2 separate regions of the Mus musculus genome follow, and region 1 is linked to region 2. The links are chromatin loops, found by intact Hi-C in ENCODE. Cell type or tissue: gastrocnemius. All regions are shown on one strand. Each heading gives the region's core, and the rest is flanking DNA. Links, peaks and the distances in the headings are about the cores only. Region 1 overlaps Gm35107 (a long non-coding RNA gene). Region 2 overlaps Gm39513 (a long non-coding RNA gene).

Evidence for each region. Hi-C counts contacts between places; a loop is a spot of excess contacts. Peaks named below come from ENCODE experiments on the same cell type or tissue, not always from the same donor. Only the 100,000 strongest peaks of a DNase experiment are listed, where the experiment ranks them.
Region 1: a loop joins it to region 2, with 11 times the contacts of the local background. A loop is called at or near these places in 27 of 42 quality-filtered maps.

What each region holds. Positions count from the first base shown.
Region 1 is chrX:48,895,156-48,904,160 of GRCm38, forward strand. It overlaps Gm35107 (a long non-coding RNA gene), which reads left to right. Exons shown (of 4, transcript XR_391673.3): 3 at 5,471-5,577. Among named protein-coding and RNA genes, the nearest start is that of Gm35107, 15 kb to the left of the region's middle. In gastrocnemius, for the core only: a CTCF peak has its summit at 4,552 (motif pointing right); a DNase peak (open chromatin) is centred at 4,559; H3K4me3 peaks cover 593 bases; H3K27ac peaks cover 293 bases.
Region 2 is chrX:49,301,514-49,310,333 of GRCm38, forward strand. The region is part of intron 1 of Gm39513 (a long non-coding RNA gene); the gene reads left to right. Among named protein-coding and RNA genes, the nearest start is that of Enox2, 18 kb to the left of the region's middle. In gastrocnemius, for the core only: CTCF peaks have their summits at 5,333 (motif pointing left) and 8,161 (motif pointing right); DNase peaks (open chromatin) are centred at 5,360 and 8,173; H3K27ac peaks cover 262 bases.

The sequences.
Region 1 (9,005 bases), core at 411-8,410, 410 kb before region 2:
ACCACCACAGTATTGTAACTATCATGACTTTAGGGAATGACATAAGCCTTTGGGGAACAGGAGTAGATTGTTAGGCTTTGAATCTGAAATGTTCACCTTAGGCAAATGTAGTAAAGACTTGTTCCCTTGTGGGAAATTGTGGGACTTTTAACAGGAGGGGCCTTGCAGGTGGAGATAGGTCATAATGGAATGGCCCTTCTGGTTCCAGTATCAGAAGGGCCTTTGTTTCCTGGTCTGCCACAGCAGGAATAGCCTAAGCCACATGTTCCTGCCATCATGGATGGACTCATGGCTCTAACTTGCCTTCCCAACCAGGACGGACAGAAATCCTCCGAAACTGGGAAGCAAAACAAAGCTTTCCTCTCTTAAGCTGTTTCTCTGAGTACTTTGAATAGAGTGATATTAAAGCAACTAATGTAGACAGTATGGTCCTTTGGCCTCCCTCTTTATTGGACACTACTACTTAGCCCCAAGAAGTCCCCACACACTGTCTTCCCTGGGCAGTGGAAACTTTCTCTCAAATTCTGGTATTGTTCTGTCTCCTTCAGCCTTGAGCAGTAGACAATCCCTCTGTAATTCAGACAGTGGTCTCTCCCTCCCCGGCCCCCTCAACCCTGGGAAGTGGAATATTCCTTTGGAACTGTGGTCAATGGACTCCTATCCCCTCAGCATGGACCTTCCCTTTGGAACTCTGACAGTTGTTTTACCTCCCCCCCCCATGTCTGGGCAGTGGATGCTTCCTCTGAAATGCTGATAATTACTTCCCCCCATCAGCCCTAGACAGTGGACCCTTCCTTTGGTGCCCCTGGCAACAGTCTACCCCTTCAGTCCTGGACAGTGGACCCTCCCTTTGGAACTCTGGTAGTTGTTTTACCCCCCTCCATCTCTGAGCAGTGGATGCTTCCTCTGGAATCCTTATAGTTACTTCCCCCCATCAGCCTTAGGCAGTGGACCCTTCCTCTGGTACTCCTGGTAAGTCTCACCCCTTCAGTCCTGGACAGTGGACCCTCCTTTTGGAACTCTGGTAGTGGTCTTATCCACTCAGTCCTGGACAGTGGTTCCTCCCCCCTGGAACTGTAATGGTGGTCTCCCCCCCCCCAGCCCTGGGAAGTGGACCCTCCCTCTGCAGCTCTGGGAGTGGGTCCATAACCTCAACCTTGAGTAATTTCCCCAGAACTCTCAAACATTGTTCTTGGCTGCATCTCTCTGTCTTGAACAATGCTTCCTTCTTTGGAACTTGGACATTGGTCCCATTCTTTCATCCTTATTCGGTTAGTTTAACTCTGGATCTGACTTTAAGCAGTGGCTTCACCCTTTGAAACCCTGGAAGTGGTAACCCTCCTAGTCTTTCCCTCTAACCACTGCAACTTAGGCACTAGCCCCATCCCTCTTACTCCTGTGACTTGGCCCTGGCTTTTGACCCTCAGCCAGTATCCCTACACTCCTAAACCTTGGGGTGACACTTTACTCTAAATCCGGGAAGTATTCTGACACCCTTGAAGCACTAGCACTGATCGAGTCTTCTTACTGGACTCAGAAAGTGAGGCATCTAGTCCATCCTGGGTGACCGACCCTTCTCCGGAACCTAAGAAGTAGTCTCAGCCTGTTCATCTTGGGCAATGGCTCCTCTGTCTGGAACCCTGGCTCAGATTTGGGCAGTGGAACTTTTCTCCATAGCTTTGTCTGTTCCCCAAACCCCTTTGTCCCGTGCTGTGGCCCTCCTTTCTGGAACTCACAGTGATCCCTGCCCCTGAGCCTCTGTCTCTATGGCTACGGCCTCCTGAACTCTGTCAATGTGTTTAGCCCCACAGCCCTGGCTTTTTACTTTCAACTATGGCAATGTTTCCATTCCACTATGTAAACTCTAGGGTCGTGCCCTTTGTAATGCAGTCAGTAATCCCAACCCCTCAGGTCTTGACAGTAGCCCTGTCTTCTGGAAAAAAATCAGTGATTCCACACACCCAGACCTGGGCAGCGGCCTCTGACTTTAAACATTATAGTATTTTCCTTACACGAGCCCAGGGCAACGACCCTGTTCTCTGGAACTCAAATGATGGCCTTTCTTCCTTAGTGTTAGATGTGACTCTGAACTCTACTGACTCAGGCAGTGGTCATATGACCTCGGTCACACATTGTGCATCCTTGCTCTGAAACTTTAGCAGTAGTCAAGGAAAATAACGCTGTATTTTGTTACAAGTAGCTTGGTCCTCATTTCTGCCCAGGGCCTCAGGAAAAGCACCATTAACATTCACACTTACAAGTGACAACTTTAGGACAATTGTGGTCATCACTTTGCATTACTATGGCAAAATAACTGAGATAAACAATGTAGTAGAAGGATTATTTGGGCACACGTTTTCAGAAGTCTTGGCTCATAGTTGTTTTGGCCCTCCTGATGGGCCTGTAATGAGTGTTCTGGTCAGAGAGTTTATAACAAATAGAGGCTCACCTCAGAGTGTTTGAGAAACTCAGCAAGAAAAGAAGAATCTGGGAACAAGGCATACCCTTTATTATTATTATTATTATTATTATTATTATCTTTAATAATTTTTTACAGTCCAGTCATTATCACCCTCCTGTTCTACCCTCTGACTGTTCCCCACCCCACCCCATTTCTCCTCCCCCGTCTCCAAGAGGATGTTACTACCCCCACTCCCACACACCCCACCAGGACTCCCCATTCCCTGGGGTCTCAAGTCTCTCAAGGGTTAGGTGCATCTTCCCTAACTGAGTCCAGACCCAGCAATCCTCTACTACATATGTGTCAGGGGCCCCATATCAGCTGGTGTATGCTGTCTTGTTGGTGGTTCAATGTCTGAGAGAACTCAGGGGTCCAAGTTAGTTGAGACTGCTGGTCTTCCTATGGGGTTGACCTCCTCCTCAGCTTCTAGTCACAATTCCAGTGATTTACTCCTCTAGGTTCAATCTTCTAACAACCCATTCAGTCATAAAACTATCAGTAGATTAACCACATTCTCAAGTCTTGTTCTCAGTAGTGCTATTAACTTGGAATCAACCTTCAACATAAATCTTTTGTTCAGACACTCCATACCCAAATTACAACAGCAGTGTAGGCTTTTATTGTGAACTTTTTATAGTCTCCAAACTATACCTAATCCCAAAGCCCTTTCCACATTGAAAAGTATTTGTTACAGTGGTATCCTTGTTCCCGATCTATGTTAGTGTCCCAAAGTTGTCGTAAGAAGTAGACTGATATACAATGAGTGAGCTAATCTAATAGAAACTTCTCCTCTCACAGTCCTGGAGTGCACGAGCCAGGAATCAAGTAGGCCACAATCGTCTGAAACTTGTAAAGTGAGAACATTGCTTTTCCCTAGCATCGGATGACTTGCCAACAATCTTTGTGTTTCTTTTCTTTCTTTTTTTTTTTTTACTGTTGCACAACTTCAATTTTGCTGCCTTTAAAAATTCCCAGTACATGGAACTCTGGTTATATATGTCAGTTTTCATATAGCACCTTCTTGTCAAAGTATCACAGCTGGTGGTTTAAGGACTTGCCATACTCCAATATGACCATATAGTAAGCAATTATACCCACAGTGTCCTGAGGTTTTATATACTTCTCAGCACAGAGAAGAGCCTAATCAGGTGAGGTGGGTTGCCAAGCAGGGGGAACTCAAAGCAGGAGCAGGATGGGGAGGGTATCTTTTGTACAGAGTCAGATGCAGGACAATGGAAGCTAGATCTTTAGGCTTGGGAAATCTTGATGAGGGAGTCTGAGCAGGGGAGGAGAGTGTGTGAAGAGGGTTGTCAGTCAGGTCTCTGAGCCTAAACAGAGTGAGCAAGTCATTGTTGTACATGGGAGGTTAGGCATCTGCTGTGGGTTTTCAGAGCCCAGGTAAGGGGGGAAAGTCACCTATGAAAAAAGGGGACCTTTCGTGGAGTGCTGAGTTCCACGGAAGGTGAAGAAATTGGCTGCATCTGCAGCTATCCTAGCATCGGTCAGAGCATTTCTGGGACAGTGGGTAGGACTGCCAAGATCTGAAAATTGGGTTTATATAGGGAAATATTTTTCTCATCTTAAATATTGAGTGATTTGGATGGTACTGGTATCAAACTGAAAGCCAGAAAAAATAATATGAACTATATTTACAACTGATTTTTTTGCACATTTCAAAATAGAATGGAACTAAAAGCTGAAGGAAATTTGGCAAAATATAATTCTAGAGACGTGCGTGGTATGATCACAATTTCTTATTATGATGATACTCATAATTTTGTATGTAATTTAAAAATTCCAAAATAAAAACAGTTAAGAATTAACAGTACTATATGCTTACTGTAGAAAAAAGGACAGTAAATAACTTATAAATTCTTTGTCTAAAAACAGTAACACTGGGTGTATTTCCTTAATAATAAGTGAATGACCAAAAACAACTATTCTTTATGTTGTAAGCCTTTGATAGGAGGGTGATTTTTTAAAGCTACAGTAAGGGAAATCATTTCTCTTTTTTAACGTTTAGAGGAAATAAAATCATTTAGATTTGTAATGCTGAGTGCCTGGTCATTTGTCAGTCACTATTTGAGCCACTAGAGGGCGCACTCTTATCAGAGGCCATTAAAGTTCTAAAAATACAATTCTGTAACAGGTTTTTGAAATCTAAATTAAAAAAAAGTTTCAAATAGCCTCCCATCCATCTTCTAACACACCAGCATGCTATCCTGACATATTTTAAAAATTTATTTTGCACCTGTTACTTCTTTCGTGGGTTCTGTCGTCTCTCACATCGTGGCTGTCAAATACTGTACTTTCTCATTCCAGTGGAATTCTTTTTGTTCCCAGCGATGCCAGACGCTGTCTTGAGGCTCTCTAGGTTCTTCTCCCAGTTTTCTCATGTTGACATGGAAGCGAAATCGTCGTGACTGCCTTACCAGTCCTGGATAGTTTACCTTCACATGGTAGCTATGAAACTATTTGGTACACTAAGCCTGACAAGTTTTCAATAACAAGATAAAGAACACTCGCCTCATTTTAAAGCCAAACCAGTCTTGATGTTGGAGTGGGAGGGCAGGTGCTGAGTTTGTGTGAGGAAGTTTCTGGGACTAGCAATCTTCCTCTGGAAGACTTGGCTGTGACACAAGCCCATTGGCAGAGACAAGCCCATGGCAGGCAGCACTCTGGTGCTATGGTAGCCTTGGCATCCAGAAGCAGCGTCAGTAAGACTTGTGCTGGTCTGCTGAAATCCCAGGATTCTTCAAGTACTTCATCCTAATTTCACTAAGTTTTAAAAATCTGAACCTATAGTGAAGAAAACCATATCTACTAAATGGAGGCCTTCCTTATTCTTCAAACTTTAATTTTAGTATCTCAGCACTGAGTTTTCAGAATCTTTTACAGTTTGTTGACTAATAATACTTGCTGATATTTCCTAAATACAAAGTGGCCAGTACTTTGCGGTATGATGTGATTTAATAATGTGGTGAATATGTTTATTTTTCTATCTGACAGATGAGGGAAGAGAAACCCGGGGATCTTCATTTATTTAAAAGCTTAACTTAGAGGATAAGATCAGTGAACCAGTGCTGCTGCTGTTGAAGGAGAAGAAGAGAAAGAAAGTAAGTAGAGGGGGATCGGATAGAATAAGTCTCTTATTCTGAAGGGAAAGGGGACACACCACAGGGTTGTGAGCAGAGACACTGGAGCTGACATAAAGGCCCTACAAGGTCTTTTCAGCTGCCTGTGTTGAGACCAAGAAGACGGTTAAGCGAGAGATCAGGAAAATTAGGTAAGAGCTATATTGGCCATTGCATATATAAGGCCATTGTAACAGCATACTAGATACTTTAAAATGACAGAGATGTACTCATTCCACAGATCTGGAAAGTACGTCTGAAGACAAGGTGATCTGGGCATGCTCCCACTCAGAACTGTGCTAGAGAATGTCTATCCCCCGTTCACCATCCCCCATCCATGTCTCCCACCCCTCTTTGGCTTAGCACAATGGAGGCAATTGACTTTCTTTTTTTCCATGACTTATTTTTTTGTATCATCACAATCTCTGCCTCTGTTTTCATAGAGTTTCTTTCCTGTGTGTCTTCATTCACAAGGCCATGTCCTCTCTGTGTCTTTCTCATCAACATGACAGCACTGAAGGGCTGACCGTGCTCCAATATGACCTTGCTCTAACTTGACTAATTACCATTCATTATAAAGAGGCACATTCTGAGGTACTGGAAGATAGGCCTGTTCAAGGCTATTAGCTCCTCCCGCCACAGACAGAGCCTCTCTCCTGTCCCTTCCCATTAATATGAACTAAAAAACTGTGAGCCAAAATAATTCCTTCCCGTCTTAAATTGGTTTGTCAGGTAATTTGGGTCAGTGATGATAAAAATAACTAATGTGAATGTCAGCATACAATGGGGAGCACAGTTTAAATCACAACAGAAGGCTGCTGCGGTCATCTAAGAGACAAGGGGGCTTTGAGTTATAGTGACTGAGAAGAACTGATCTAGTTTGAATATGGGTAAACTTAGAACCCAGCCATGGATGATGAACTAGGAGCAGGCCTACAAGGAAGAGAATAATCAAAAGGGATGCCAAGGTGTTTGATTGGAGGATCTAGAAGGGAAAAGTTAGTGACAATAAGAAGTGACAGAGGGATGGAGGAGAGGATTTAGGTACAATCACAGTTCAATTTTGAACAAATAACACTTGACATGTCTACTGATCAGTAACTCATATGGGGCCAGGCTCCAGGGAAGAAAGGGTTTAAAGTTAAGAGTGATTCTAGAATAACTGAAAGCTTGTTTGTGACTTTAGGCATAAAGCTCCGGCCGTGACTGATTGCTAGGATATACATGGAGTGAGGATGAGGAGTCGAATTGACCTCCGTCCAGATTCTGAGGGCCAGGACGTTATATGGAGTTTAGTTTTTGAAATAAAGATTACACACACACACACACACACACACACACACACACACACACACACACACAGAGTATCGTTTCCATATAGGTATTGAAACCACTAAGAATGATGGCAGGACTTGTCAAAAGCAGAAGTGAACCATAAACTATAAGCATCAACAATAAGGGTCCTGAGGTTATAGTATGGAAAGTAATGCAGTGGGTGCTAAGGCAAGAGATTATGGACAGGCATGAAAGGGAAGGGCAGGTGCAACATGTTCTACCTATGAGTCCAGTAGTCCATGGTGTGTGAAAACACAAACAACCTCTACTTTGACGTTTAAGGGGATTGTTCAGAAAAAGGGACAGAAAGCTAGGGTTTTAGGAGGTCAAATAAGATTAGAGGAATTCATTTCTATGAGAGTGACAATGGATGACTTAAGCTAAGTGAATTTTTTTGTTTTGTTTTGGTTTGGTTTTTGGTTTTTTAATCAGTTAAGTTAATAAAAGCATTTAGAACAACATAGCAAGTTCTGAAAACATCTACTGGAGGCAAACAGTCAGTTTTAAAGGTAGGTTTGCCCTGAGGCTGGTGTCTTCTGTAGCAAATGAATTGTTAATGGAGAAGGTAGATTGGTGCTATCTCCAGGAACATGTAACTTTCTTATGAGATGTGCCAAAAGAAGACTTGATTGTACTATATGGATTGGGTTGGGCCTCCTTTCAACTTTATTGAGCAGTTGGAATCTTCCCATCTTGTCACTCCCTGTCCCTTCCTTTGTGTGGGAGGAACTGGGTCTTGCTATGGTGCCCAAGCTAATGAATTCAGGTGCTCCAGAGCACATCCAGCTTCAGTCTCTCAGTTAGCTGGAACTTTGACTCTGAATCATCATGCCTGGCTAGTCTCTTTTATTTGCTTAGTTTGCTCATTTAAGATAGTATACTCATATTTGGTTTGTAGAAATGATATATGATCATTATAAACTATTTAAGGAATGGAGGAAAGCATAAAGACAAATTCTAAGACACTCAAATAACTCATTAACATAGGGTGAGCTCCCTCTCAGACATACCTGTGAATTTCTCCATTTGTAATTACTTTATAGGACCTCAAGCTTTTTTGAAATTATTATTCTGTTGTTACAGTTTAAATGCTACAGATTTATTCCAGCCAATTTTTTTTTTTTTGCAAATGGGAAATTAACTTCTAGAGAAAGGAGTTATTCAAGGCTACCCATTTAATCAATTAAGCCCAAATCTATTGACTTCTTGGTTACCACCCTCCACCCCAGCACACACACCCTAGGGGTGGCATCCAGGAGCCATCCTTTCACATGCTAAGCAGGTACTCTGTTACTGAGCTATACAGTTCCAGTCTCCTTGTCTTTGATGTCTATATGGCATAGACCCAGTTCTTTTGCCATATAGTTCTCTGTGTAATTAATTTTGTCTTTGAGTTCAAAAGTCCACTCATCCAATCATTCATTTGTCAGGCAAAATTGTTAGGCAATGGATCTATAGTGGTGAACAAAAGAGACAGGGTCTCTGGCCTTGGACAGCCATGTGAGGCTTACAGTCTATACAGTACAAAGAAAGTATGTGCTTAACGCTATACCTTTCTCCAATGAGACAAAGGCCCACATAACAATGCATTTGTTTATAACTCCAAATTCTTTAGTAATGATAAGGACCTAGTGTTAATTGTTTAATTTAAATTTCACACCACTAGGACAATACCGCAGCAAATGAGTACTTGAAAAAATAGTATTAACAAAATTCATGAGATACAGGCAATTTCTATAATTTTATATCCTTTTGATTATTTTTGTAACATCAATTTAAAAAAATGTGTGTGTTTTTTGCCTGCATGTGTATTTGTGTAACATGTGCTTGCAATGCCCATGGAGGCCAGAAGAGGGCATTAGTTCTCCTGGAACTGGAGTTAAAAGAAGGTTGTGAACCACCCTGTGGGTGTTAGGAATGGGACCCCAAGTTGTCCTGTCTCTGCCTCCCTTGGAGCTCGGGTTAAAGGCATTTGAGGGGAACATTGGCTCCTTATATGGCTGCTTGGATACGAACTCTGGTCCTAATAACAGTGGAGCAAGTGCTGTTAAACACTGACCTGACCCATCTCTCTA
Region 2 (8,820 bases), core at 821-8,820:
GTGGAGAAAGAGGAACACTCCTCCATTGTTGGTGGGATTGCAGGCTTGTACAACCACTCTGGAAATCAGTCTGGCGGTTCCTCAGAAAATTGGACATAGTACTACCGGAGGATCCAGCAATACCTCTCCTGGGCATATATCCAGAAGAAGCCCCAACTGGTAAGAAGGACACATGCTCCACTATGTTCATAGCAGCCTTATTTATAATAGCCAGAAACTGGAAAGAACCCAGATGCCCCTCAACAGAGGAATGGATACAGAAAATGTGGTACATCTACACAATGGAGTACTACTCAGCTATTAAAAAGAATGAATTTATGAAATTCCTAGCCAAATGGATGGACCTGGAGAGCATCATCCTGAGTGAGGTAACACAATCACAAAGGAACTCACACAATATGTACTCACTGATAAGTGGATACTAGCCCAAAACCTAGGATACCCACGATATAAGATACAATTTCCTAAACACATGAAACTCAAGAAAAATGAAGACTGAAGTGTGGACACTATGCCCCTCCTTAGAAGTGGGAACAAAACACCCATGGAAGGAGTTACAGAAACAAAGTATGGAGCTGAGATGAAAGGATGGACCTTGTAGAGACTGCCATATCCAGGGATCCACCCCATAATCAGCTTCCAAATGCTGACACCATTGCATACACTAGCAAGATTTTACTGAAAGGACCCAGATGTAGCTGTCTCTTGTGAGACTATGCCGGGGCCTAGCAAACACAGAAGTGGATGCTCACAGTCAGCTAATGGATGGATCACAGGGCTCCCAATGGAGGAGCTAGAGAAAGTACCCAAGGAGCTAAAGGGATCTTCAACCCTATAGGTGGAACAACATTATGAACTAACCAGTACCCCTGAGCTCTTGACTCTAGCTGCATATGTATCAAAAGATGGCCTAGTCGGCCATCACTGGAAAGAGAGGCCCATTGGACACGCAGACTTTGTGTGCCCCGGTACAGGGGAACGCCAGGGCCAAAGGGGGGGAGTGGGTGGGTAGGGGAGTGGGGGTGGGTGGGTAAGGGGGACTTTTGGTATAGCATTGGAAATGTAAATGAGCTAAATACCTAATTAAAAAAAAAAATCCTCACCAAAAAAAAAAAAAAAAAACCTCAGGTGACAACATGTGTTGGTCAGGATGTGGAGAAAAAGGAACTCTTCTGCATTGCTGGTGGGTTTGCAAACTGGTATAACCACTCTTTAAATCAATCTGGAGGTTCCTCTGAAAGTTGGAAATAGATCTATCTACCTAAAGACCCAGAAATACCACTCTTGGGAATATACCCAGATGATGTCCCACCATGCCACAGGGTCACATATTCCACTATGATTATAGCAGCCTTGTTTGTGATAGCCAGAAGCTGGAAATGACCCAGATGTCCCATGACAGAAGAATAGATACAGAAATTGTGGTTCATTCACACAATGGAATACTACTTAGCTATTAAGAACAAGGACTTCTTGTGTTTTGCAGACAAATGGATGCATCTAGAAATTATCATTCTGAGTGAGGTACTCAGACCTAAAAGGACATACATGGTATATACTCACTAATAAGTGGATATTAGCCAAAAATAAAAATTGAATTGGGGAAAAGCTGGAAGAATCTGAGGAGGAGGGCAACCCTGTAGAAGGACCAGCAGTCTCAGTTAACCTGGACCCCTGAGATCACTCAAACACTGAACCACCAACTAGGCAGCATACACCAGCTGATATGAGGCCATAAGACTGACCCAGAGGACTACCAAGTCTAGGTTAATTCAAAGAAGAAACACCTAACCTTCAAGAGACTGGAGGCCCCACGGAGTTTAGAAGTCTGGTTGGGGGAAGGGTGGGTGGTAGGGACATCCTCCTAGAGACAGAGGGGTGGGAAGGAGGTATGGGATATGGAACAATCAGAGGGTGGAACCGGGAGGGGGTAATAAAATCTGGAGTGTAAAAATAAATAAATAAAAAATAAATAATCATATCATGAATAATCAAAAAAAAAAAAAAAAAAGATATAGATTTTAATCTGTTGGTAGATTTCAGGCTAAAAATATGAGAAATATTTGTTCTATCTTTGCCAGGTTTGTCTTTAATTTACATTTAAATTTTTGGTTCAGCTCCATCCTAGTTCTGGCAAGCAGTTTAGATTCTGCTACTAAAGATTTTTCCTAGGTCAAGGGTCAAGTTTAAATCTGTAGTTTGTTGGAGTTCAGATCCCTTCTGGAACTAATATTTAACCAGAGATATGATTCACACTATCTTAAAGATAAAAGATTGTTCATTAGATATTTGGCTGAGTGTGTGTGTCCAAAAGAGGCGGATAGATTTACTTTCAGTTTCAAAAATTAGGTTGGATATTAAGCTTATAAATTCAGTCTATGATAAAAATTATAGATTGGTTCTGTGGTAAATTTTGAGATCTACTCTATGACCAGTTTGAGGCTTTAATGTTTAGGACTTAAATCAGTGGCTAGTGATAGGTCTCAGTCTATCCTAAGAAGATTGGATCCATGGTCAGATTTGTTAGCCCTTTCCTAGCTAGATTTGAATTTAGACTTTAAACCAGGTTAACTCTCAGTCTGTGGCCATCCTCAAGCTTCTATCAGTTTAAGTCATCTCTGTAGTCAGAATAAACCTCAGGTTTCATAGAAGATTGGGTTGTACTTCTTGGCCATAATCACAGCAGTCTTAGGCCAAGTTTAGAGTTGGGTTTCTGTACATGTTTTCGTCTCTGTCTGAGTCCAAGTTTAGTAGTCATTTGCTTGCCAGTGTTGGAGTTATGTTCTGGTTAGTGCTAAGTCTGTCGAAATTGTAGCTGGTTTAGTTTCCAATATCAGATCTCAGGTTGTGGCTGAGTTAGAACTGTGCTGAGGGCTCACAGTACCATGCTGAACCCTCATTTCGTGTGTGTGTGTGTGTGTGTGTGTGTGTGTGTGTGTGTGTGTGCACGCGCATTCGAGTGTGTGCTTGTGTGAAATACTAACTATATTCCAGGGGTAGTTCAACCTGTAGCTTAGGCTAGTCATTCAGCCAGGAGGCAAGTTTAGGTGATGTGTCTGATACTATATTGGATTCTTATTTAGGGGGTCATGGTCAGGCTACAATCAGGACTGAAGATTAGATATTTTTTCTGGACCAGCTATAGGCATTTATAATTGGGCCACAATTTTGAAGTTAGTATGGAATTAGGTCTAGAGGCTCAATTTTTTCAGGGTTAAGAATTTGGAGTGTGACCAGAAAGAGATCAGTTTATGACTAGAGTTAAGATCTCTATCTTTGGCTAGGTCAAGAGATTGGTCCAAAATGAAGTTAAATCTCTAAATCCAGAGTTAGAAGTCTACATATAAAACACAGGCCAGTTGTGGCCCTACCCACAATGGATGGAACCTTCCCATCAATTACTAATTAAGACAATGCCTTACAGGCTTACCTGCAGCCTGATCTTATGAAGACATTTTCTTAAATTGAGGTTCTGGCCTCTGAGTTGGCTTTAGCTTGTATCAAGTTGACATAGACTATCCTCTACAGCATGCATGCTTATTTTCCTTCTTGTTTGATTGTTCTTTTGTGAGATGAGATTTCATGACTCAACCAGGCTAGCCTTGAAATCTTAATCCTCTTGTCTTGTCTCCCAACTGCCATGGTTACATGTGTATAACCCACTCTCCGGGCTCATCTTTTCTCTCTCATTCTCCCATTGTAGCTTCATGACATTTATGTGAGTGGTATTATCTCCACTGTACAAATAAGGAAACCCACTAATCTGCTTAAGAAGCTTAAAGGGGTTGATATAGGACCAGGTTGAAAATCCAATGTTATTCAGACTCCAAGCTTCTATGGCTTTGTATGATATTATTTCATCTGTATTATAGAGGTGAGATTTACATCTTACTTTGACTTTATTGTGTCTTTTTTTATTTTCACAACTCTGAAAACATAGTTTATATTTTTATTTTCTCCTTTATCCAACTGGGGAAGTTTGTTCCGAGAGGAAGTATTTGCAATGTCACACAGTTTATAAGTAGCAAAGCAAAGATTACAACTCAAGTAGAACAACCTCTCTGTTGAAGCCTTTTCTTAATTTATCACCAGGCATGAGCTTTGATAGACATTGGGACTTGATGCAAAGTGAAGCAGGGAAGACTTTAGGGGTAAGCAGCCTTGTGCCATTCGCCACAGTGATGTGAACCTCAGAGAGAGAAGCCCAGAAGAAGGGTTGACATCATAACCTTCCTGGTAGCTGGGCAGGACATCAGTGTGGTGAGGTTTTGACTGTGTAGAAAGGAGGGTCATTGAACATTCCAGAGAAAGCACATAGCCCAGTGGTTCTCCACCTTCCTAATGCTGTGACCCTTTTACTGCAGATCCTCAAGTTGTAGAGAAATAGAAGCCAGCCATGGCCATGAGCACATGGAGCGTGGGGAAAGGGAAGGGGAGAGCAAGAGCAAGAGTGAGAAGCAAGAGAGCAAGAGAACAAGAGAGGGAGGAAGGGGACAAGCATCCCCTTTTATAGTGGGTCAGGATGAAAAGACTTCCAGACAGCAGGAGTGAGAGTCAGGGTAGGATCAGAAATATCTAGCCCACGTCAAGCCTGCATGCTATCCTTATGTCTTCCACAGCTCTGACCACAACGTAAACAGCAGCTGGTGGTGCGGACTGGAGGACAACAGGTCCTGTTTTGTAGGGAAGGTGTGGACTTTAGCAAGTCCTCTCCTTTGTCTGGGTTGAAGTGAGTTCCTTTTTTGTCACAAGGTGGTTTGCCACTTAGAACTTCAAATGTTTGCTGTTTCCCATTGTCGCAGAAAGCAGCACATGACACAGAGTGACAGAGTGAGGCAACAATCACTTTAGCCAGTCTGGAAAGGCTCTAGAGAGACACAATGGCTTGAACTACAAGCAAGAAGGGAGTAGGAGATAGGATAGGGCAGTGGTTTGTGACCTACAGTTTGATGTAAATGGGAAGGGGGGAGGTTGTTAGAAGTGCAGGTAGAGTAGATGATCCCAGGAAATATAGTTTAAGAGATTCAATGGAAATTTAGGCACCTTTTGAAGGAATTCAGGGGGAGGGGTGCTTGCTTTAAAACAAAGGCCTCTCTGAACCCAAGAATGGGAAAAGGAAATATCAAAGATGAAAAGTCCAGGCAGGGTAGCAACCTAACTTATGGGCTAAGATGGTCCACGCACTGAAACACAAGTTCAGGTTGACCTTAAGCAAAACTCTTCAAATTTCCTTAGGGAAGAAAGTACCATTTATTCCTCCAGGAAGCCCACCTCCTAATTCAAATCATTCTGTAGAGTCACAGGAAGCCGACTGGCTTGTAACATTCTCTGTCGCCACCTGGTGGACAAGAAGAGGAAGTGACTCACGATACAAAAAAAAAAAAAAAGGGGGCAGTTAAGTTTGGAGGGGAAGAGAGGATATGAAGTTGAACCAGGGTGGGTGAGCATTTGGTGTTCAGGCACTGAGGAGAGTTAGGATCAACTACGGGCCTCAAAAGACTGGACAGTGTGGAAAATTACCCAAGGAATGTGGAATGTGCCTGGTCTGTAAACGCATCAGATAGTTCACAGTAACGGCTTACACCATGCCAATATTGTGCTAAAAAATTTATGTGCATTTCTCTCCCATTTGAGACTAACAGCCACTTATCACAACATTTCCATTTTCAGATATGTAAAGTGAGACTTGGTATGGTTCAATAACTTTTGGAACTATTCAGTAGCAGGCTGTTCAAGCTTTTAATCACTATGCTATAAATTATAGCTGTCCATCACACTTGTGATGACACGATGGAATTTGAAATACCAAGAAGGTGCCTGGAGTACTTTGAGTCTGAGTCAAGGAGGCTGCGGTGCCAGTGGAGGAAAAGGGAGGGAGAGGTGACACACAGACCATTGGCTTGGACGTCTCTACCTTAAGCATTCAACCAAAGGAAAAGGTGGTCTAGTGAATCTAGTTTTTCAGCCAGGAGGAACATTTTAGTCACAAGCTCTACCCAGGACTTGAATGACAAAGGGCATCAGCAACCCACAGCACTGAACCACTATGCTAGCATTACTATATCACCTCAAACTACACATCACATCCTCACAAGTCTTTAGGTGGGAAAGTATATTGGTATACATTTTAGAACACACTGCTCCATAGGAAGCAAAAGGCCAAATGCTATGTGTACTGACCAACTAGAGAAATCAGAAAGAGCTTGGTTGAAAGAATCAGGGGCAAAGACAATCAGTCAGTATTGAGCACCTGATGTACGCCTGCTAGCTATTATGCTAAGTGTTTAAGAGCATCTTATGGGACTGTCCTAGATTCTGAGGGGAGTTGTGTAAGTAGTGCCACTTTTAGAGGAAGAATGGAGATAAGGCAACTTTGCTCTCTAGTCACAAAGCTATTCAGTACAGGAGCACTCTGTGATTGCAAAACCTGGGTTGTTTTGTCCAAATGATGGAAGGTACTTTTTTATTATGGAAAATGTTCAGTTAAGTGAGAAGTGAAGATAATAAGATAATGCAACCTCTTTACTGATCATCAAGTTGTAATTATTACACACACAAAGTCCATCTTATTTTATGTGTCCTCCCATCAAAATGGATTATTTTAAGCAAATCCCATACTTCAGAAAGCATTTAAAAAAATACAGAATTTTAAAAGAACATTTTAACCAGATTTATGAAATTAATTCCAATAATTTTATATTCACACATATACATTTTATTAAAATTTCTCTGCTATTTCATGTAGTTCCTCTTTTCTTATTTCTTGATATGTATCTTATATATGGAAAATGTATACATTTCATATATAGCCCTTGGCAGATTCATTATATGCATATACATCTGTATAAGCAAAATATATTCTAATGTGGTCATATCAGGTTTTCATCCCTTCCTGTATGTATGAGGCTTTAAATAGTTTCTTGTTCATAATGCCATTTCTTTCTTTCTTTCTTTCTTTCTTTCTTTCTTTCTTTCTTTCTTTCTTTCTTTCTTTCTTTCTTTTTTTGGTTTTTGGTTTTTGGTTTTTGGTTTTTCAAGGCAGGGTTTCTCTGTGTAGCCCTGGCTGTCCTGGAACTCACTCTGTAGACCAGGCTGGCCTCGAACTCAGAAATCCGCCTGCCTCTGCCTCCCAAATGCTGGGATTAAAGATGTGCGCCACCACGCCCAGGTCATAATGCCATTTCTGTTGATGTTTTTCTTGTTTTAGCTATTCTAATTGCTGTGTGTGAGGGTGGAGTAGATGTATCACTTTGTAGCTCATATTTTGTCTGATGAATACAGATGTTGAAGAATAACTTTTTGCATACCAGTTTCGGATGTGCACCTTTCCTTTGTTTATATTATTTCTCTATATTTTGGATATATAGCAGATTATATGTCTTCTCTTAGTTAATCACTGACCTTTTGACCTTTATGTTTTAAAGACTTTAATTCTTCTAGTGAAGGCAAGAGTTACAAAAATACACATATTAATGGGGTACTGTGTAATACTTTGTATATGTACACACTATTTAATGCTTAAACCATGTTAGACACATTTGTATTCCTTAAATATTTGTCAATTCTTTGTTGTGAAAATGTTTAGCATCCTTCCTTCTGTTTTTTGAAATGTTCAAACATAATTGCCACATGAAGTCCCTGTACAACAATACACCAGAATTGTTCCTATCTGTAACTTCTCATTAGTTTTCCTATCTCTGTCCTATTGCATTCCCCCCTGCCTCTGAGAACCACACCCCCATTTTACTCTTATCATCTACAGAACCAACATTTTAGCTCCCATGATACTGGTCTTTCTGTGTCTGGTTAATGTCGCTTAGCATAATGATTCCCTACTTGTATCTATGTTGCTGTGATTTTGTCCCCTTTAGCTTGAGAGAATTTGTAATGCCATACAGACTGTGCTCAAATTTATAAATCACAGCTTCTGCCTTTTTTTATTCTTGAATTTTTCTAAACTCCAGTATGTTGACAAATAGTTTTTGATAAGGTTGTTGAGCTTCTATAACAACCTTCTGTTTTATGTTTTCTTTTAATTAAAAAGTATTCTTAGCTAGAAATTAAGTTGAATTCATCTTTCATTTTTAAGGATATGTTTATTTTTATTTCATGTGTATTTGGTCTGCATAAATGTCTGTGTACTATGTGCATGCAGTGCCCACAGAGTCCAGAAGAGGGCACTATATCCTCTGGAATTGAGTTACCAACCCTTGTGTGGCATATGTAGATGCTCACAATTGAACTTGCCTCCTCTGAAAGAGCGACTAGTGCTCTTAAACACTGGGCCATAACTCCAGCCCATGTTTAACTTTTTGTTTTACTTGGTTTTCTTAAGTAATATTTGTTTCCTTGAATAAAATAAAAACATTATTCTATTTCCTCCCTAGAATCAGTTGATGTTGGTTTCTAATGGAAGCTGTTAGTTAATTTCTCCATCCCAGGATCAGTTGAACGAGCTTATTTTCCCACCAGCGAGGAATAATGGTATCTGTAATAAACATGCGACTGTTTAAGTAGACATGTTTCTTAGGCTCTATTTCAATATTCATTTTATCAATTTTTAGGATCTTGACTAGTGTCTAGTGGATAGCATGGGAAAGAAATTACACATTTACAAATTGACTCTTCCCATAAAATTCAACTGAAATAGGCTATATATCATTTAGGTCTGCTTTTAGTTTCCTCTTGCTATGTGGTTGGTTTTTTTTTTTTGTTTTTGTTTTTGTTTTTTTTTGTTTTTTGTTTGTTTTGTTTTGTTTTGTTTTTGTTTTTTAGTTTTCATTTTATGGATCCTATAAAATACTTTTTTAACATTGATAA